2 separate regions of the Homo sapiens genome follow, and region 1 is linked to region 2. A link is an interaction called in ENCODE POLR2A ChIA-PET data of the cell type or tissue named here. Cell type or tissue: Caco-2. All regions are shown on one strand. Links, peaks and the distances in the headings refer to the core of each region. The heading gives the core; the rest is flanking DNA.

Region 1 (10,676 bases), core at 4,802-7,301, 740 kb after region 2:
GTGTTCCACCATGCCCAGCTAATTTTTGTATTTTTAGTAGAGGCGTGATTTCACCATACTGTAGCGGGATTGATAAGGAATCAGAGAGACCAACGGGGTTGAGAAGGATATTTATTATTTAGGTGTACTGGCCCAGTCAGATTAATATCCAAAGGACTGAGCCCTGAACAAAGAGTTAAGTTACCTTTTAAGGTAGATCTGTGCAGGGGGAAGCATATTACAGAAGTGAGAAAAAAAGACAGTTATTTAATTAATTGAGACATGCATTATATCATTTCTTACTTTTCAAGGAAAAACATGTTTTACAACTTGAGTTTATCTGTCTAGTGACCTTGCAGCTGCACAGCTAGAGAAACGGTCTTCACAATGCCTGGGAAAGGGGAAGAGATGAGGCTCCCTAGCCACAGAAAAACAGGCAGTTAATTTTTAAAGGACTCCAGCTCTTTCTCTTTCTCAGGGGGAACTGTGTTTTCTTATATGTAACTGAGTTTTTGCTTACACGTTCTTTAATTTCTTTTAATTCCTGTTTCATTTTCCCATCTTTGGTGCTTTTTATAACAAAGGTGTTAATAGAAAGCACCACTATTTGCCACCTCTTCGTGGAGCTGAGCTGCTTCTTCTACTGGCAGTGGCTGATATTTGGTTAATGCCATCAACTGCACGGTAGTGAGTCAGGTTACTATTGCCTCTATAGTTGACTGAATACTCTTAATAAGCAGCGGTAAAAGGCAAGAGAGGATGAGGCAGATGCCAAGAATAAGTAAGAACCCACCAATGAGGGTTTTGAATTTTCCAAAAGTTGAGAACCATCCTCCAAACAAGGAATCCGGGGACCACCCGGACCATGTCTGAACTTGAACATGGGCCAGCTTGCGCATTTCAGCTGTGATTTCCATGACAGCTCGGCCATTATTATCGATTTCTAGGCAAAGGTTGGTTAAACTAAATTTTCCACATACTCCTCCTTCTGAGACTAAGAGGTAACCTAAAGCCAATCTATTTTGATATATAGCATTTCTCATTTGTGTTGCTTGTATTGCTAGTAAATCTAGTGCCCTTGACGTTTCATTGGTTATAATTTCTTTGTAATTTCTAGGACTGCCTGCAACCTTATGATGTGGTTGAGCATATAGATGGGGGTATGTTACCCCATGCGCCCAGGTAGCTGGCCCATAATATTTAATGATTCTTTCAGGAGGCCATTTATTATCTTTCCTGTTTTCTAATACTGGTCAGGCTAGTCTCGAACTGATTTTCTTATATAAATATTTAGAGAGATATATTTTCCTCTAGGCATCATATCACTCCACTCCACAAGTTTTTGATATTTTCATTATTGTTTAATATTAACATTTGCTAATTTCCTTTATAATTTCTTAGTTAATCTATACATTATGTAGCAGCATATTTTTTGCCTTTCAAATGTATGGCTGCTGATATTGTTTTATTATCCATTTTAACTTGATTACCTTATAGTCAAAGAATCTCATATATATAGCCAGATTCTTGAAATTTCCTTTTTTTATTTTTTATCTTTTTTGAGACAGAGTCTCACTCTCTCGCCCAGGCTGGAGTGCAGTGGCATGATCTCAGGTCACTTCAACCTCTGCCTCCCGGGTTCAAGTGATTCTCCTGCCTCAGCCTCCCGAGTAGCTAGAACTACAGGCACGTGCCACCACGTCTGGCTAAGTTTTGTATTTTTAGTAGAGATGGGGTTTCACCATGTTGGCCAGGCTGGTCTCAAACTCCTGATCTCAGGTGATCCACGTGACTCAGCCTCTCAATGTGCAGGGATTATAGGCATAAGCCACTGTGCCTGGCCTGAAATTTCTTAAGACTTGCTTTGGTGCATGGTATGTGATCAATTTTATGACTGTTTCATGTGTGCTCAAAAGCACATGCCTCCTTCTGCCACATATATATATATATATATATATATATATATATATATATATATATATGTATGTATGTATTTCCATTAGCTCAATTTTGCTAATTCTGTTGTTCAAATCTTTTATCATATTACTATTTTGCCAGTTTGACCTATTTGTTTCTGAAGGAAGCGTGGATTGGGCAAATTTTCCTCCTAATTCTGTCCATGTTTTATTTCTATATTTTGAGGACATGCTGTTAGGTAGTGCTATAGACTGAATGTTTTTATCTCCTTTAAATTCCCATGTTGCAACCCTAACCCCCAATATGATGGTATTAAGAGGTTGGACCTTAGGGAGGTAATCAGGTTGAGATGAGGTCCTGAAGGTGGGGTCCCGGATGGAGTTTTCTTCCTTATAAGAAAAGGAAGAGACCAGGTGCGGTGGCTCACACCTGTAATCCCAGCACTTTGGGAGGCCAAGGCGGGCAGATCACCTGAGGTCGGGTGTTTGAGACCAGCTTGGCCAACATAGTGAAACCCTATCTCTACTAAAAATACAAAAATTAGCCAGGCATGGTGGTGGGTGCCTGTAATCCTAGCTACTTGGGAGGCTGAGGCAGGAGAATCCCTTGAACCCAGGAGGTAGAGGTTGCTGTGAGCCGAGATCGGGCCCCTGCACTCCAGCCTGGGCAACAGAGTGAGACTCTGTCTCAGAAAAAAAAAAAAAAAAAAAAGAAAGAAAAGGAAGAGACACCAGATATCTCTCTGTCTCTCTCTCTCTCTCTCACTCACTCTCTCTCTCTCTCTCTGTACCATATAAGGAGACAGCAAGAAGGCAGCCTTTGGAAAGCCAGGAGGAGGGCCCTCACCAGGAACCAAATCAGTCAGCACCTTGATCTTGGACTTCCCAGCCTTCAGACTATGAAAAATAAATTTCTGTTTAAGCCACCTAGTCTGTAGTATTTTAGTACAGCAGCCTGAACTGACTAATACAGTATTTGTGAGGGCTCTGATTTTTTCTAAGTGTTGGCAAGGATGTGGAGCAATTGGAATCCTCAGACGCTGCTGGTGGAGATGGGGAATCGTGTGCCTGCTATGGAAAACAGCGCGGTGGCTCCTCAAAAGTTAAACATTGAATTGCCATGTGACCTAGCAATTGTGTTCCCAGGTATATACCCAAAAGAATTGAAAATAAGCATTCAAACAAATACTTGTACACAAATGTTTACAGCAGTGCCATTCACAATGGCCCAAATGTGAAAACAATCCAAGGGTCCATCACAGATAAACAAAATGTGGCCCATCCAGACAACGCAATATTAGCCATAAAAACAAATGGAGGTGGAGCACGGTGGCTCACACCTGTAATCCCAGCACTTTGAGAGGCCAAGGCAGGTGGATCACCTGAGGTCAGGAGTTTGAGACCAGCCTGACCAACATGGTGAAACCCTGTCTCTACTAAAAATACAAAAATTAGCCGGGTGTGGTGGCACATGCCTATAGTTCCAGCTACTTGGGAGGCTGAGGCAGGAGAATCACTTGAACCTGGGAGGCAGAGGTTGCAGGGAGCTGAGATCACACCACTGCACTCCAGTCTGGGTGACAGAGCGAGACTCCATCTCAAAACAAAACAAAACAAATGGAGTTTGACTGTGAACCCAAAACTGCTCTGAAAAACGAAGTCTATGTTTGAAAAAAGGATGAAGTATGGACACATGCTGCAACCTGGCTTAACCTGGAGAACACTGTGCTAAGTGAAAGAAGCCAGGCACATACTGTACGGTCCTATTTGTATGAAATGGCCAGCATGGGCAAATCCCCGGAGGTAGAAAGCAGATTGGCAGTTGCCAGGGGATGGAGGTGTGGGGAATGGGGAGTGATTGCTTATGGGCACACAGTGTTCTAGAGTGTTGGAGTGTTGGAGTGTTGAAAAAGCCCCCAAGGGCCATCCAGCCTCCATCTTCTGACACCACTTTTGCTTCGTGGCTCTCAAGACAAGGGGAAAATTTAGTGTTTCTTAGAAACTTAACAGGATGCGGTAAGGTCAGGCACTTCCAAGAGCTGACCCATCAGTCAGCCCTTACTCATCCCCAAGCAGAGGTATAGTGGTATTGTGGAGGGCCTTTGCTGGACACTCTGCCAAATAATTGGACCTTACTTGTACTCTAGTTGAACTGGCTATCCCTTTTACCCTGGCAATTCATCAACCAGAAAAACAACAACAACAACAAAAAACACGACATCGTAAAACAAGAGAAGCCAGTCTTGGGTCCTTTGACCCCCATGTTTATTTAGATGGAACTAGCATTCCACAAGGTATACCAAATAAATTCAAAGCTAGAGATCAAATAGCCACGGGGTTCAAATCCCTCCTCCCACAAATAACAATAAAAACATAGGGACATCAGCAGAAGAATGTAAGTAGGGTAATCTATACATTTTATAAGGGGACAATCCAACATCTTTCCTAGGGGCAGTTTTAATTTTTAATAAAGCAATAGGAAGACGTTTAGTTCATGGCAAGCAAGTCATTAGGACTGATTTAGTTACATGATTTTTAAGAGTTTGATTTATCCTTTTTACTCCTCCCGAAGAGGATGGATGCCAAGGAATGTGATATTCCCACTTTATGTCTAGTACTTAGGGCAGTACTAGATAATAACACGTGCAGTAAAATGGGTTTCATTGTGTGAATTAATATTTTTTATTAAGCTAAACCTAGGTACAATATGTTTAATTAAGGCTTTGACTGCATTACTGGCAGTTACACTTGAAAAAACAATGGCTTTTACCCAGTGGGTAAAATGATCTACTATTACTAATAAATATTTTAGGCCACCAATTGGGGGCATTTTACTATAGTTAATTGGAACACTTTGAAATGGCCATCGTCCTGGATTTTTTCCTCTAAGGGGTAACTTTTTTTAAGGCTTGTTTATTTGTGTTTTTTTTTTTTTTTTTTTTTTTTGCAAATTAAATAACTGTAACTTGTTTGGCTAAAGTATAAACTTTAATGCATCCATAAACAGAACTGCATCACACATAGCTTGGGGATCCTAATTACTTCCCTGATGTAGTTGGGACAAAATTTCTCTTATAAGATGCTTGGATAACATTTCTCTTTGATCTGGAAGTATCCATCTTCCTTTTGAATTTTTTTTGAGCTCTAATCTTTTCTAACTTTTTCGTCTTGAGAGAAAATAGGAACTACAATAGGAGAAGGGAGACAAGGGGTTAAATGAAAAATGCACGTCTCAGAAACAGCAGCCTGCTTTGCTATTTGGTCTGCAAGATTGTTTCCTCGACTTTTAAAAGAAAAGTTAGGTTGGTGTCCTGGAACATGGACAATGGCTATTTCTTCAGGTAACTGAAGATTATTAAAAACATGAACAATTAGTGTTTCACGAGGAAGTTCTTTACCTTTACTGTTAATTAGTCCTTGCTTAGCCCCAATTTTCCCAAATGTATGAGATACCCCAAAGGCATATTTAGAGTCAGTATAGATGGTTTTTACCTGGTTCTGTAAATATTTTAGGGCGTGACTGTGAATAACTCGCAAGGTTGGGCAGACTAACTATTTGATAATCTTCCTGATTTTACTTCTTTTAAGATCTTCCTATAATTATAGCATATCCATTATGTCATGTCCCTTCAATTACCCGGGAGGAGACATCTATAAATAGATGTCGCTCTGTTTTAAAAGGGGTCTCTACTAAATCTGGCCTAACTTTTGTATGATAGTCAATTAAATCTAACCACAAATGTTCTTTTTTTGAGCAGTAGGTTTCCTGTTAAGAAGCTTGCTGGATTTCAGGAATTATCTGTTAAATCATCTTTTTTTTTAATAGAATAGCCTCATATTTTAAGATTCTAGAATCAGTAAGCCATCTCCCAGCTTTTTGGTTTAGGATCACCTTAACTTGGTGAGGGGTGCTCACTGTTAGGTACCCTTCAAAAGTTAATTTCTTACTTTCTTCAACTAGTATTGCTGTGGCTGCTAGAGACTGAATACACGGAGGCCATCTACTGGCAACTGGATCTAATGCTTTTGATAGAAAGGCTACTGGTTGTTGACCGCCTCCATGTTCTTTAGTGACCACCCTACTCTATTGTCTACATTCACAAAAAGATGACATGATTTTCTGAAGAGGGTAAGGCTAGGATGGGAGCAGTGATGAGTCTTTCTTTTAATTTCTCCACTTGATTAACTTCTTTAGAAGTCCATATAAGGGGATGCGTTTCCTCTTTAGTTAATTTCTTATATAAGAGCTTACTTTTTAATGCATATGAGTCCATCCATAAACGACAGTACCCAACTAATCCCAGGAATTTTTTAAGTTCTTGTTTGGTTCGGGGCAAGGGTAGAGACATGATTTTCTCAATTTTGGGGGGTCTTATTTTTCTTTTATCTGCACTTATTAAATGGCCTAGATATTTAACTTTAGGTTCTACATATTGAAGCTTTTCTTTTGAAACCCATAACCCTTTATCTTGTAGGTGGTTAAGAACTTTTGTAGAAAGTCCAGCTACCTTTTCTATCTCTTCCTTAGATGTAAGAATATTATCTACATATTGAAGAAAGCATAACTGTTTTGGGACAATAATTTTTTTTAAATACTTGACAAAAAAGATTGGGAAAATCTGTAAATCCTTGGGGTAAAAACTGTCCACCTGTATTGTTGCTTTTGCCTAAATAGGGGTCCTCCCACTCAAAGGCAAATATATTTTGGCTGTCTTTAGCCAAAGGACATGCCTAAAATGTATCTTTTAAGTCTATTACTGTGAACCACTGATGACTATATGGAATTTTACTAAGAATAGTGTAGGGGTTAGGCCCAACAGGATGAGTGGTTTGAACTATTTGATTGATAGCTCTAAGATTTTGCACTAATTGGTATGATTCATCTGATTTTTTTGACTGGTAACATTGGAGTATTGTATGGAGACATAGAAGGTTCAATAGCCCATCTTTAATAAGTCTTTTGATTACAGGCTTTAACCCTATTCTTCCTTCTAAAGGAATAGGGTATTGCTTTCTTTTTACTATTTCCCCTGGAGTCTTTAACTGAACATGTGTTGGAGGAATCTGTAAATTTCCCTGATTACCTTCCCTTGACCAGACAGCTGGATGAATGTATTTTTTATCTGCTATAGCTAACAAATTTAAAGAGGTTAGGAAACCTTTTGGACTAACTTGTAAACCTATACCTAACTTTAACGTTAAATCTCTTTCTAACAAATTGGCTTTTGCTTTAGGAATTAATAAAAATTGTATATAAACTAATCAATTTATATATTTAACTTCTGTATTTTCTAAAACTTTTGCCTTGAATCCTTCCCCTTTAACCCCAGAAACTGTTAATTCCTTTGGGGAACAAACTAAATGAGCTGAAGGAAAACAGACAGGTGAATGGGCTTCTCCTGAGTCGACTAAAAAGGTGATTAATTTATGTCTGGGTCCCACCTCTAAATTTATCAAGGGCTCTTGGTGGGACTCAAAATAGAAAAGTCAGAGCCCCTGACCCCCCTATTCTTCTTTAAAAGTGGTCACAAGTGGGGGAGCTTTTTCTGCCTTTTCTAACTTGGGACATTCCCTTTTAAAACGACCTGGTCTCCCGCATCTGTAACATCTGTCTTTTCCTTCCTCCCTACCAAGCCCAAAGCTTCTTTGCTTCTCCTCTTTATTTTCACATCCACAGCTCCTATGACACTTACTTTGACATTTTTTTCTAAAATACTGACCTGGCCGGGCGCGATGGCTCACACCTGTAATCCCAGCACTTTGGGAGGCCGAGGCGGGCAGATCACGAGGTCAGGAGATCCAGACCGTCCTGGCTAACACGTGAAACCCCGTCTCTACTAAAAATACAAAAAATTAGCTGGGTGTGGTGGCGTGGGCCTGTGGTCCCAGCTACTCAGGAGGCTGAGGCAGGAGAATGGCGTGAACCTGGGAGGCGGAGCTAGCCGAGATCGCACCACTGCACTCCAGCCTGGGTGACAGAGTGAGACTCCATCTCAAAATAAATAAATAAATTAATAAATTAATAAATTAGTTTAAAAAAATAAATACTGACCTTGCCTTCTTTTTTTGTTTTGCATTTTTGAATTCCTAAACTTTTTCCTTTTGCCTCCCCTAGAGAATTTTATAGGCCCAGGTCTAGATCTGGTCTCTGGCATCGTCTGCCAGAGACTAGTGAATTTTGCCAAAAGATTTTTGCTTTTTGCCTTTGTCTTTCCTTATTTTTTTACATATAGTTTTTGAGCCTTTTTAAATAACTTTTTTATTGATTTTTTAAATTTTCTAATTTTTGTAACTTTTTAGTAATGTCTGGCCAACTGTGAGTAACAAAGTGCAGTTTTAACATTCCTTGCCCAAGAGGGCTTTCTGGGTCTAAGTTAGCATTTTTTTTATTTGTTCTTTTAATTTATCTATGAACCTCATAGGTCCTTCATCTTTCTTTTGTTGGACATTAAATGCTTTGGAAAGGTTTTGGGGTCTGGGTGCTGACTTTTGAATCCCCCTGATTATTATTTTTTAAAAAATTCCTTATATTATTTCGGTGGGCAGCATTATTTTATCCCACTGCGGGTCCTGAGCAGGGAATTTATGATTTGCTGCCAGAACATTTTGACCTGGAGGATGTTTACGTTCCCAGATCGTATTTCTTTTTTTCCTTGAAAAAATAATACCTAGGATGCACACTGATTCAGCCCAAGTATATAACTGTGGGCCTAAAAACTGATCAATTTGATCTGCCACCCTGTTAGGATTATTTAACAGTGGCTTTAGTTCTCTTTTTATACTCCAAACTTCAGACCCAGTAAGGGGAGCATCCACAAAACCAATAGCTTCTCCTCCTTGGGGAACTTTCCTTAAAGGAAAGAATGTTGAAGTTAACTTTTTTGGGGGGCAGGAAAAGGGAAATTCTGAATATCCTTCTTACATTGTTTTAATTTTTGTTGGAGTCTTTTCTTTAAAGAAGGATATTTAGAATTTTTAGGCTCCTGGGATTCACAAGAATCTGGGTTATATGGGGGAGGCCTGGAGTGGCAGGGGGGCCTGGAGTGGCAGGGGGGCCTGGAGTGGCAGCTGGGTCAGGGATCAGGTCCAGAAGGGGATCTAGGACAGCAGCAGCTACCTGGGGAGGTGTCAGCAGGTTATTAAGAAACGGGGGAAGGTGGTCTAGAGGGTCCTATCTCTTATTAGATAAGGCCATTTTTGACTGTTTTTTATTTTCTAGTCCCCCTTTGATCGTTTTTAAAGGATAAAGAATAATATAGGCCCTTGCCGCTAGCATAAAGCATAATCAATTTTTCTTGTGACACAGGACTTTTGCTATAAACATATATTATTAAAAGTTGACAGATTTAATCTTTATCTGACCTAAATTTTGACCAAAAAACCGCTGGCTTGAGAATTGGCTTTTTAGTCCAAATAAAGCAACAATACTTAATTATCTGCTGCTTTTTTTAAATTTAGTTTTTTTATTATCTTTCCAATACTTTAACATGAGCCTTAAAGGACTATCGGGAGGGATTTGATAACTTGCATCTTTTTTTGCCCCCGATTTACTAGAAACCTTTCCCATATTGAATATCAGGTAGACTTAACCTCTTAATCCTAGAGATTTCTTGTCTATCCTGTTTTTTCCTGGCTTGCTTATATTTTTAACCTTAACGTGCTTGAGGTTTCGTTTTCCCTGAGGAGGATTTAACTCCTCTTTTTCTTTCTGGAGGCTTTTTACACTCTTCACTCGCTTTGTCCTACCTGGCCACTTTCCTCACGGGAATTTAGGCCCCTCTTAGCATTGGCGTGCCGGTATAAACCCCAAGGCAAGATCCGCCTTAAGCCGTATGAGGTAGCCACGGAACCGCAGGCAAGACTCACTCGCTCGGTCCAGCAGTAGGACTTATCATGATTTACACAAGCAACACCAGCTGCAGTGAGGCTTGTGACTATTCACACACACTTTTAACCTCCAGAATATCCCGACCACCAAGCAAGTACTTTGTCGCACCCTTGCGACGTTTCTTTACTTTGCTCTGTGAACAGAGTTTATCTGGTCCCCGAGGCAGTGCAATGCAAGCCTATTCGCCGTTTTCCACGTTGCTGAGGGTCCGGGTTTATTCATCACAACAGGTAAGTCCGGATTCCCAGTCCCTGAGGCCACCGCAGTAAGGCAGTGGGGCGCCTCCCCTTGGTGGGGGGGCGGGAATCAGAGACCCCGACCCGAAGGAGACTGGGTGATCCCAGACGAGCCCCCAAGACTGTTAGAAATAAATCCTTATTCCCCGATGTCACAAAGAAGAATCAGCAGACGAAAAGCTTCCTCAGCAAGGTGATTTTTACCTTCTGCAGAAAGAGTGCTGCCCGTCCGCAATCCTGCCACGATCGCATACAAAATAAAAAAGGCACTAGAATATTTATCCCTTACGCATGAGGTCCCTATTGCCATGTCACTGGCTGGAGCCAGACCTTACCACCTAAACTAAAACCCGATTGGCTAACAGTTTAAACTTTTTTAAATAGGTAAAGGCAGGGAGGAACGAAGGAAAAAAAGGAAGTTGCTTAGGAAAGGACTTAGAAAAGTAATAATATTCCCAAATAAGGGAGGAGTGTACGCTGCAATCTGGGAAATGCCTGGACACGTCCAGCACGAATATTTTGACTAAGGTACAAGGACGTAGAATGTACTACGTGCCTGTGAGCATGTTTAACATAGATATTGAAGTCAGAGTATGCTTATTCTGTTACATTTGCTACATAAGGCATAACAGAGAGGTATTACTATAAAATAAGAAA
Region 2 (10,676 bases), core at 3,929-6,428:
AATTCTAGCCCTGGTGGGTCAGACATGATTTTACTAGTCCTTGGTCAGAGAAAGCCTTGGGAGATACAGAGAATCTAAAGAATCTAAACTGTATCTATTTTGTATTTAGTTCCACCTATTTTTGTGGCCATACTGCATAACAAAAAGGAAGCCTTAAATAGATTAACTGAATTCAAATGGTTTGGGGGGGCGGGTCGGAACTGCAGAGTTACATGAGATGAGAAGAGGAAGACATTAGTAATGTGATACTTCTATTTGAGGCACATGGGCTGTGAGACCATCCCCATTTGGAGGCAAAATGGTGGCAGTGGAGCAGGCTCTGCTTAGCAGTTAGATTCAAAGTCCAGTTTCATCCCTGCCAGGGGTCTCTTTAATTATAAAGAAAATGTCATCCAGTTGAGAAAGAAAGGCCAAAAGTTAATTAGAAAAATAATTTACTATACTTTAAAATCATGTATTTAATTCCTTATTAGGTAAGCTTCTCTAATTCCAGGAAAATATTAGATTAAATATAGACAAGGCTAGGAAAATAAAAACCATAGTATTTATATTTTTGTGTTAAGAAATCTGGCCGGGCGCGGTGGCTCACGCCTGTAATCCCAGCACTTTGGGAGGCCGAGGCGGGTGGATCATGAGGTCAGGAGATCGAGACCATCCTGGCTAACAAGGTGAAACCCCGTCTCTACTAAAAATACAAAAAATTAGCAGGGCGCGGTGGCGGGCGCCTGTAGTCCCAGCTACTCGGGAGGCTGAGGCAGGAGAATGGCGTGAACCCGGGAAGCGAAGCTTGCAGTGAGCCAAGATTGCGCCACTGCAGTCCGCAGTCCGGCCTGGGCGACAGAGCGAGACTCCGTCTCAAAAAAAAAAAAAAAAAAAAAAGAAATCTGTGTGTTGTCTGTTACTTTATGTACTCTAAGAGAATATGGTCTGTTTAGAATAACAAATCAGTCTTGAGATTCCAATTAAAACATGTAACTGAGGCCAGGCGTGGTGACTCACATCTGTAACCACATGATTTTGGGAGGCTGAGGCAGGTGGATCGCATGATAGCAGTTTGAGACCAGCCCTGGCAACACAGTGAAATCCCACCTCTACAAAGAAAATTTTTTAAAAGGCCAGGTGCAGTGGCTCATGCCTGTAATCCCAGCACTTTGGGAGACCAAGGCGGGCAGATCACAAGGTCGGGAGTTCGAGATCAGCCTGGCCAATATGGTGAAACCCCGTCTCTACTAAAAATACAAAAATTAGCTGGGCCACGCCTGTAATCCCAGCTACTCGGGAGGCTGAGGCAGAAGAATTGCTTGAACCCAGCAGGCGGAGGTTGCAAGTAGGCCAAGATCATGAAACCGCATTCCAGCCTGGGCAACAGAGTGAGACTCCATCTCAAAAAAAAAATTTTTTTTAAATCAGCCAGGCATGACGTGCATGCCATGGTCCCAGCTACTCAAGAGGCTGAGATGGGAGGATCGCTTGAGCATGGGAGGTCGAGGCTGCAGTGAGCCACGATCGCATCAGTGCAAGCCAGCCTGGGGCACAGAGCAAGACCCTGTCTCAAAACAAAAAACATGTAACTGAGTAGTTAGTTTAGACGTGTGATTTTACATAGAAATTTTACTAAGTTTAAAATCAGTACTGGCAGATGACAAACACATGACAAGATGCTCAACATCATTATCATTAGGAAAATTCAAATTGAAACCATGAGATACCACCATATACCTTTTTAAATGGCTAAAATTTAAAAGACTAACCATAGCCAGTGTTGGGGAGGATGAAGAGAAACTGGAACTCTCATACACAGCTGGTAGGAATGTAAAATACTACAACCACGTCAGAAAATTTGGCAGTTCAAGTTAAACATACATACAGCTACCACAGGATCCAGCCACTCCACTCCTAGGCATTTACCCAAGAGAAAAGGAAATATATGTTCACACAAAGACTTATACACAAATGTTCACAGTAGCTTTATTTGTAGATGCCAAAAAGTAGAAGCACCTGAGATGACCAACAAAGGTGACTGGATAAACTGTAATACCCATATAATGAAATCAGCAAAAAAAAAAAGCTGGGTGCGGTGGCTCATGCCTGTAATTCCAGCACTTTGGGAGGCCGAGGCGGGAGGATCACAAGGTCAGGAGATCAAGACCATTCTGGCTAACACAGTGAAACCCCGTCTCTACTAAAAATACAAAAACAAAATTAGCTGGGTGTGGTGGTGGGTGCCTGTAGTCCCAGCTACTCGGGAGGTTGAGGCGGAGCTTGCAGTGAGCCGAGATCGTGCCACTGCACTCCAGCCTGTGCGACAGAGCAAGACTCAGTCTCAAAAAAAAAAAAAGAACTGACCAGGAACAGTGGCTCATGCCTGTAACCCCAGCACTTTGGGAGGCCAAGGTGGAAAGTGGGAAGGACTGCTTGAGTTCAGGAGTTCAAGACAAGCCTAAGGGCCAGGTGCGGTAGCTCACGCAGGTAATCCCAACACTTTTCGAGGCTGAGGTGGGGTGGATCATTTGAGGTCAGGAGTCGAGACCAGCCTGGCCAACATGGTGAAACCCCCTCTCTACTAAAAATACAAAAATTAGCTGGGCGTGGTGGTGGGCGCCTCTAGTCCCAGCTACTTGGGAGGCTAAGGCAGAAGAATCGCTTGAACCCGGGAGGCAGAGGTTGCAGTGAGCCGAGATCATGCCACTGCACTCCAGCCTGGGCGACAGAGTGAGATTCCGTCTCAAAAAAAAAAAAAAAGCCTAAGCAACATACCGAGATCTCATCTCTACTAAAGATAGATAGATAGATAGATAGATAGATAGATAGATAGATAGATAGATAGATATGCCAGGCGTAGTGGCACACACCTGTAGTTCCAGCTACTCAGTGAGATGGGAGATCACTTGAGCCCAGAAGATCAAGGCTGCAGTGAGCTATGATCACGCCGCTATATTCCAGCTTGGGTGACAGAGCAAGACTCTGTCTTAAAAAAAAAAAAAAGAAGGAAATGAACTATCAATACAAGCAACAACATGGACATATCTCAACATAATTATGCTGAGTAAAAGAAGGCAGAGAAAAAAGAATATATACTGTATGAGTCAATTTATGTGAAATTCCAGAAAATGGAAACTAACCTATAGTAACAGAAAGCAGTTCCATGGTTTCCTGAAGAGTGAGGAGGCAGAGGGAGGAATTCCAAAGGTGATGAATGTGTTCACTCTCTGGACTGCAGTGATGGTTTCACAAGGGTACACATATGTTAAAACTTACTAAACTGTATACTTTAAATATGTGCAACTTATTATATCTCAGTAATACTCCAATAAAGCTATTGTAAAAACTAAAATGTATCACGCCTGTAATCCCAGCACTTTGGGAGGCCAAGGCGGGCTGATTGCTTGAGCTCAGGAGTTCGAGATGAGCCTGGGCAATGTGGTGAAACCCCGTCTCCACAAAAAGTACAAAAATTAGCCGGGTGTGGTGGCTTGAACCTGTAGTCCCAGCTACTCAGGAGTCTGAAAAGGGAAGATCACCTGAGCCTAGGAGGTAGAGGTTGCAGTGAGCTGAGACTGTGCCACTGTACTCCAGCCTGAGTGACAGAATCAGACCGTCTCAAAATAAACAAAAATAAACAAACAAAACATAAAACGGTATAGGAAAGTTTAAGAAAAGTGTAATATTCAGCTTCATTTATTAGATTTACAAGAGTCATTTAGGTATTAGAGGGTTTTTTTAATCAGAAAAATGGAAGAATTATTATTATTATTTATTATTATTATTATTTTTTTGAGATGGAGTCTTGCTGTGTCGCCAGGCTGGAGTGCAGTGGCATAATCTCAGCTCACTGCAACCTCCGCCTCCCGGGTTCAAGCGATTCTCCTGCCTCAGCCTCCCAAGTAGCTGGGATTACAGGCGCGTGACCACCACACCCAGCTAATTTTTGTATTTTTAGTAGCGACAGGGTTTCACCATGTTGGCCAGGATGGTCTCAATCTCTTGACCTCGTGATCTGCCCGCCTTGGCCTCCCAAAGTGCTAGGATTACAGGCGTGAGCCACCCACCATGCCCGGCCAGAAGAATTATTAAAATAGTTAACTGAAGTTGAATATGATTTATAAGTTCAATTGAAACATTTCAGAAGTTTCATCAAATTTGCAAATGGGACCAAGCATTAATCAAAAAGCCCCCTAAGGCCGGGGCGGCGGCTCACGCCTGTAATCCCAGCACTTTGGGAGGCCGAGGCGGGCAGATCACTTGAGTCAGGAGTTCGAGACCAGCCTGACCAACATGAAGAAACCCCGCCTCTACTAAAAATACAAATTAGCCAGCATGGTGGCGGGCGCCTGTAATCCCAGCTACTCAGGAGGCTGAGGCAGAAGAATCGCTTGAACCAGGAGGCGGAGGTTGCAGTGAGCCGAGATCGCGACAGAGCGAGACTCCATCGCAAAAAAAATAAATAAATAAAAGCCCCCTGAAAGTGACTGTTAAAATGTCCTAGAATCGTAAATAGATCAGAAAGATTTATAGGCTACACTTATAAGCTAAACTTAAAAGACTGGCCCTTAAAATAACTAGGTTTCTGAATTCATAATTTTAACAAATTGAAAATCAATTGTTTTCGACCAAAGTAATTTCTGAATAATCTTTGCATTACATAAAAATCCAGGGGTAGGAGTGGGTGTGGCATCCAAACCTCCCTCAGACATGCCACGCACCAGTCACCCGAAACTCACCAAGTCGCTTAGTCTCTAGTCTCTCTGAACCTCTGGTTCCTCACACATTGCAAGAGACAAATATTTTCCAGAATAAATAATATACTTATTATTAATGATTTAATATTAATACATTTCACATTGATACACAGCATGTACATGAGAAGAGGCTCCAAAGCAGCATAAAGTGATGTGCAAACGTAATAAATGGGCAGCATGTGTCACTTCATAGTAACTGCAGCACTCAGTGACAGACAAGAGAAAGGTGACACACATCCCCAGAGACTAAGTATGACTCAGCATGGCCAGGTCGTGGAATTTTCCCAAAGCCTCGTTGTGATGTCATGGTGGATGTCATCAGGAAAGGAGCTGCCACAGAAGCAGTCAGGCCCTTCCACACACAGGCAGTGGAAATGTACTCCCAGCTGTCCCGTGCCCTCCCGGCCCCACCTCTTTCTCTGGCCTCGAGGCATATCAGGACAAGGAGGTAACACAAGAGTAGGAAACCCGAGGTAGTGCTGGGAGTACCTGGGGTAACGCCTTCAGGCATAACACTTAACAACACAACAAAGGGCCACATCCATGTCCCCCCAGGAGAAAGCTGAAGAGGAGGGGAGGGTGACAAGCTTAGACTACAGAGCCTTAGTCCCTAGGCAAAGCTCAAGTCAGCAGTGCCTTGGGAACTGAGGAGCCAAACAAGCTTTGACAAATTACATAACCTGGAAGAAGAGGTCCCTTCTTGGTGACTGATTTTCCCTCTCTATTGATGGATCTAAGGGAAGACATCAATAAAATATGGCAATTTTAAAAGAAGAATAAACAATGGGATCAGCATCTTGGATTCTGCTAAGCAGCCTTCTCTAGGCTTCAGTTTCTTCAGTTCCATAAGACAAGTGGTTTGGGGGGAACCTTCCCCAACATGCCCACCTCTCATTGTAGGGATGCAAGTAAGAGAAATAACATCCAACTCTAGCAGCCAAGAATAAGAGGACAGAGCAAGCAGAGAGAGAACAAGGGGGTGAAACTCGTGGAGGGTGGAGTTCTTCCACGTTACGGCCATTCCCACCATGAGCCCATTGCCCTTACTCAATGGTAGCACGCAGACGGCACCTGCTGGCCCAAGACCTAGCTCCAAGGGAGGACTGCGGGAAATCTCACACAGGAAACCAGCTCCTGCGTCATGAAGGGTCGTCAGAGGAAAACCCCCACATAATGGGTGGAAAACCGAGAAAAACTCCTATACCAAGGAATCCCCACTCAGCACTGGATATGAGCTCTGGAGAAAGTTGTCCCTGAGCCACAAAGTCCCCAAGGCCACAGCGGGCCTGAAGGGAAGAGCATTATTGTTGTCACAAATGCTGGGAGAGCACCTGGTTCCCTGGCTCGGCTGCTCCTGCAGACCAGCAGGGGGAGAGGGGACTGGACTAGCAGGGGACCGGCGGGAGGGCTGTGGAATTTAGGCTGAGGGGAGGCCACTGAATCTCCCAGGCACCTGCCACCATGGAAATCCATGTTGGGGGAACTGTAAAAGCAGTAGAGGCCGGACGCGCTGGCTCACACCTGTAATCCCAGCATCTGGGGAGGCCGAAGAGGGCGGATCACCTGAGGTCAGGAGTTCGAGACCAGCCTGACCAACATGGTAAAATCCCATCTCTACTAAAAATACAAAAATTAGGCCGGGCACAGTGGTTCATGCCTGTAATCCCAGCACTTTGAGGGGCTGAGGTGGGTGGATCACAAGATCAAGAGATTGAGACCATCCTGGCCAACATGGTAAAACCCCGTCTCTACTAAAAATACAAAAATTAGCTGGGCATGGCAGCACACACCTGTAGTCCCAGCTACTCGGGAGGCTGAGGCAGGAGAATTGCTTGAACCCAGGAGGCAGAGGTTGCAGTAAGCCGAGCTTGCGCCACTGCACTCCAGCCTGGCAACAGAGCAAGACTCCGTCTCAAAAAAAAAAAAGAAAAAAAAAAACTTAGCCAGGTGTGGTGGCACATGCCTGTAAAATGTGCAGGGGAAGAAGGGCAGGTCCCTTTTTCCCCGTTGTTACCGTGACTGGCAAAGGTTGAGCGTCACCCTCTGGAAACCCGTGTCAAGTGACTTTACAACCAGCTGGCAGAACCACCTCACACCACAGCTGCCTGCTCTCCATGCTGACTCAAGGGGTCTTCTCAGAGACGGCCCAGCCCCAGGGATTCTTCCTGCCCAGCTTCCCAAGCTGACCATACCCTTCCAGAACCAGGGCCTTCTGCTGAGGCTGGCCAGCTGCCAAATGGGGCCAGCAGGGAGCCAGATGTCACTTTCCTGTAAAAATCAGGAGCAACTGGAAACAGACAAGACTGCTTAAACGGATATTATCCACAAATCAGAGCGCAGCCTTTTTTTATTGATTGAGCTTAAGACCTGACATGCCAAACTGCTGGCATCCACAGCTGCTCCTGGTGAAGACCCCCATGCATCCCGCCAGCCTGGATTCAGGCACAGGACTTACCCTTAGTGTTTGGTCAGCTCTCCAGAAGGCAGACACTATCTAAAGCAAAAGAAAAAACAGCATTACCCTCATTGCTCCAGGAACTTCCCAGAGAAAACAGGAGTGGCAAGAACACCGATTTTAGAACCCAGAGAACTTTTTCAGTCTTGTTACCCGGGCTGGAGTGCAATGGCGCAATCCCGGCTCACTGCAACCTCTGCTTCCCGGATTCAAGCGATTCTCCTGCCTCAGCCTCCTGAGGTAGTTGGGATTACAGGCATGTGCCACCACGCCCAGCTAATTTGGTATTTTTAGTAGAGATGGGGGTTTCTCCATGTTGGTCAGGCTGGTCTCGAACTCCCGACCTCAGGTGATCCACCCACCTCGGCCTCCCAAAGTGCTGGGATTACAGGTGTGAGCCACCGCACCCGGCCAAGAACTGTTTCTTTGCTTCCACTGAGGGCACCAGGAGGGTACAGAGCTGGAAGCGCCAGCTGTGCTGTCCCACTGCCTGGACTGCACCTCTTGTTACTCTGACAGCCGCTCTGTAATCACTCAAAGTCTGTTTCCTCATCTGTAAAATGGGAATAATAACAATGCCCATCTCACAGCGTACTAGGGAATACCCAATGAGGCAGCACACGCACAGCAGTGGCACCATGCCTGGCACAGAGGACACACTGGGACGTTAACCGACAGGCTAGGTGGGAAGCGCTTAAGTAAAACCCTTTTCTGCCACCCACTACACATGAACAAGAAGTTCTAGAAACAGTTCGTTTTATCTGAAGTGCTTTCTCTTCCTGCCCACTCCGTCCAGCCTCAGGCCCGCTTTCTCTGCATCTCCGCAGAGCTGTCTCTAATCCTTCAGGAGCTCCCTCTGAATACTGGGAGTCTGGTTCTTCTCTCACTCCACAACTTGAAACTAATAAGGAGCTGTCTTACGTGACCTGAGATGTGTACTCTATTTCCTGGCTATTTCCTCAAATCCTTTCCTGCAGAGACCCCTCTCTGCCATAAGTAAGAGCCCACCTCGTGTTTATGCCCATGGGAGCCCACAGTTGGTATTGTGTAATCACTTTTCGGAGTTTTATTGACTGCTTATTTCCGAAAAAGCCACACCTACCCTAGCCACTAGTCAATGAACAGCAAAATGGAAAAACAGGCCAGCAAGCTCAAATCCCTGTTCAGAGAAAACCAGCTGCCTTGACAGATAACGTCAAGGCTGAAATTCAATGTCTGGGGCACTCAAGTCAATAAAATATTTATTGAGCACATGCCTTGCACAAGGAACTGTATGTACACTCAGGCCCTGCCCACAAAGTGCCAAAAAGCAAGTTGTTAGGGGCTGGTTAAAAGAAGCAAAAATGGGATGGCACGTGAGAGGGACTCCAGCAGTGAGCCACCTAGCCTGCCTGGCTGTGTTACTCTGGGCGTTATTTCACCTCTCTGAGTTTCACCTATGAGAGTCCGTCATTTGTAAGAGATGGATCTAATAGGACCTTCGTAATAGGATTGTTGTGATAATCACATTATGTGTATGTAAGGGGCTTAGCAAGGCCGTCACCACCACACAGTAGTTGACTTTTATTATTAATAACAATAAATCATTACTTATCATCATCGTTATGAAAAGAGAGCCCAGTCCAACTGAATAGATTTGGCAAGCCTTAATAAAGTCCTGTGTCTCGAAGAATAATTTAATTTTGACAGGACAAGATAAGAAGCAAGGCCCTGCAGAAAACAAAGTCAACAAGAACAAGAGCAGAGGGGGGACCGTGAGAAGTGAGTTTGGGGTAACAGTGACTAATCTCACTATGGGGGCTGACACAGAAGAGGGTACCTGCGGAGGCAAATGGAAGAAAGAGCCCAACAGGTGGAATCATATTAGAGAGTCTTGAACGCCAAGATGAAGCAAGCTTTTCATTCGGTAAGTAAGAGGAAATGGTTTATTCTTTTGGCCATTTCCCATCTTCCACCGTCAGGCCCGACTCCTTTGGCAAAGTGTCCACAGGTGAGACTAGAAGGCAGCTAAGAGAAAGAGAGGAAGGCACGGTCAGTCAGGCCCAGGTGAGGTTTCAGAGTGAGCAGGCAAAATGCCCTGCTGCTGTGAAGGAGGCCTCTGGGTGAGAAACCTGCCCCAAAGCAGGAACTTTCAGGATACAAGAAACGGGGCCCATTCAGATGGGGGCAGGACGATATTGGGAGGCAGCCAAAGAGAAGGCCATGCTCATCCTCAATGAAAATGTTGACCAGAGGCCGGGTGCAGTGGCTCACGCCTGTAATCCCAGCACTTTGGGAGGCCAAGGCAGGTGATCACCTGAAGTCAGGAGTTCGAGACCAGCCTGCCCAACATAGTGAAACCCCATCTCTACTAAAGATACAAAAATTAGCCAGGCAAAGGGTTGGTGCCTGTAATCCCAGCTACTCAGGAGGCTGAGGCAGGAGAATCACTTGAATCCGGGAGGCAGAGGCTGCAGTGAGCCAAGATGGTGCCACTGTACTGCAGCCTGGGCAACAAAACAAGACTCCGTCTCCAAAAAAAAAAAAACACAGAAAACGTTGACCTGAACGAGGCCTCCAGCCCATGCAGAAGGTGCCAGTGAGAAATGTGGATTGCCAGATTTACTGCCATACTGACCTTGGTGCTGGCCATCCCTGCCACCTCCAAAAGTAACTCCTTTCCGTATTCCCCATCTTGCACCCTTCTCTCCTCACTGGTTCCCAGTTTGACCCCTTTTCAACTAATTCACCCAAAACACTCATTAGGCACCTACTTGTTCCTGGCACTATTAGGTACTGAGAGGACAGAGGGAAGAGGGACACAGGGAACTGTGGCTTGGGATAAGAGTAGTGAATCTGAGGTCCTGCCCTGCCACTGGTCCCAGAGCCCCCATGAGTGGTGGTGGGAGGACAGGTACCTATCACAGTGCCTGGGGCACTGGAAGTGAGACCGGGTGAAAGCAAGGAGCAGGACAAAAAAGGGAAAAGGGCCTGGGGGACCTACTGTGGGCTACCAGGGACAACCTTCTAGGGGAGATCTTGGAGGTGAGGACTGGCACAGGGAACCGAGTCAGCCAGGCTGCAGCGGGCTTCAGTAGAAAGACAGAAGGCGTTATGACACATGAGGGTACATTGGGGTAAACTGAGGAAACTTTGGATGACAGCCTAATTAATTCAAAAAGCAGATACTGAGCAACTGTAGTGAACAAAGCCCCTTCCCTAAGAGCAGGGCACAGCAGGGTGAAGGAGCCATTAGTAAACAAATGACGGCTGCTTTCAGGGAGCTTACCAGAACACCATGGGACACAATCTGCAGCTCAGGCCTGCAGCTGGGCCCTCAGAGCCCTGTCTGCCTTTTGGGCTTTTTTTTTTCTTTTTTTTTGACAGGGAGTTTCATGCTGTCGCCCAGGCTGGAGTGCAGGGGCGTGATCTCAGCTTACTGCAACCTTCAACTCCCAGGTTCAAGCAATTCTCCTGCCTCAGCCTCCTGAGTAGCTGGGATT

Evidence for each region. ChIA-PET counts read pairs that join two places held together with the same protein. Peaks named below come from ENCODE experiments on the same cell type or tissue, not always from the same donor. Only the 100,000 strongest peaks of a DNase experiment are listed, where the experiment ranks them.
Region 1: POLR2A ChIA-PET joins it to region 2 with 11 read pairs; 1 of 35 experiments calls an interaction of 5 or more read pairs at or near these places.

What each region holds. Positions count from the first base shown.
Region 1 is chr11:67,685,449-67,696,124 of GRCh38, forward strand. No RefSeq gene overlaps it. Among named protein-coding and RNA genes, the nearest start is that of ALDH3B2, 16 kb to the left of the region's middle. In Caco-2, for the core only: a CTCF peak has its summit at 5,891 (motif pointing left); a DNase peak (open chromatin) is centred at 5,913.
Region 2 is chr11:66,945,236-66,955,911 of GRCh38, forward strand. It overlaps PC (pyruvate carboxylase), which reads right to left. Exons shown (of 23, transcript NM_001040716.2): 2 at 9,014-9,201; 3 at 7,195-7,233. Among named protein-coding and RNA genes, the nearest start is that of PC, 7.8 kb to the right of the region's middle. In Caco-2, for the core only: no CTCF peak of the experiment used is centred there; a DNase peak (open chromatin) is centred at 5,036.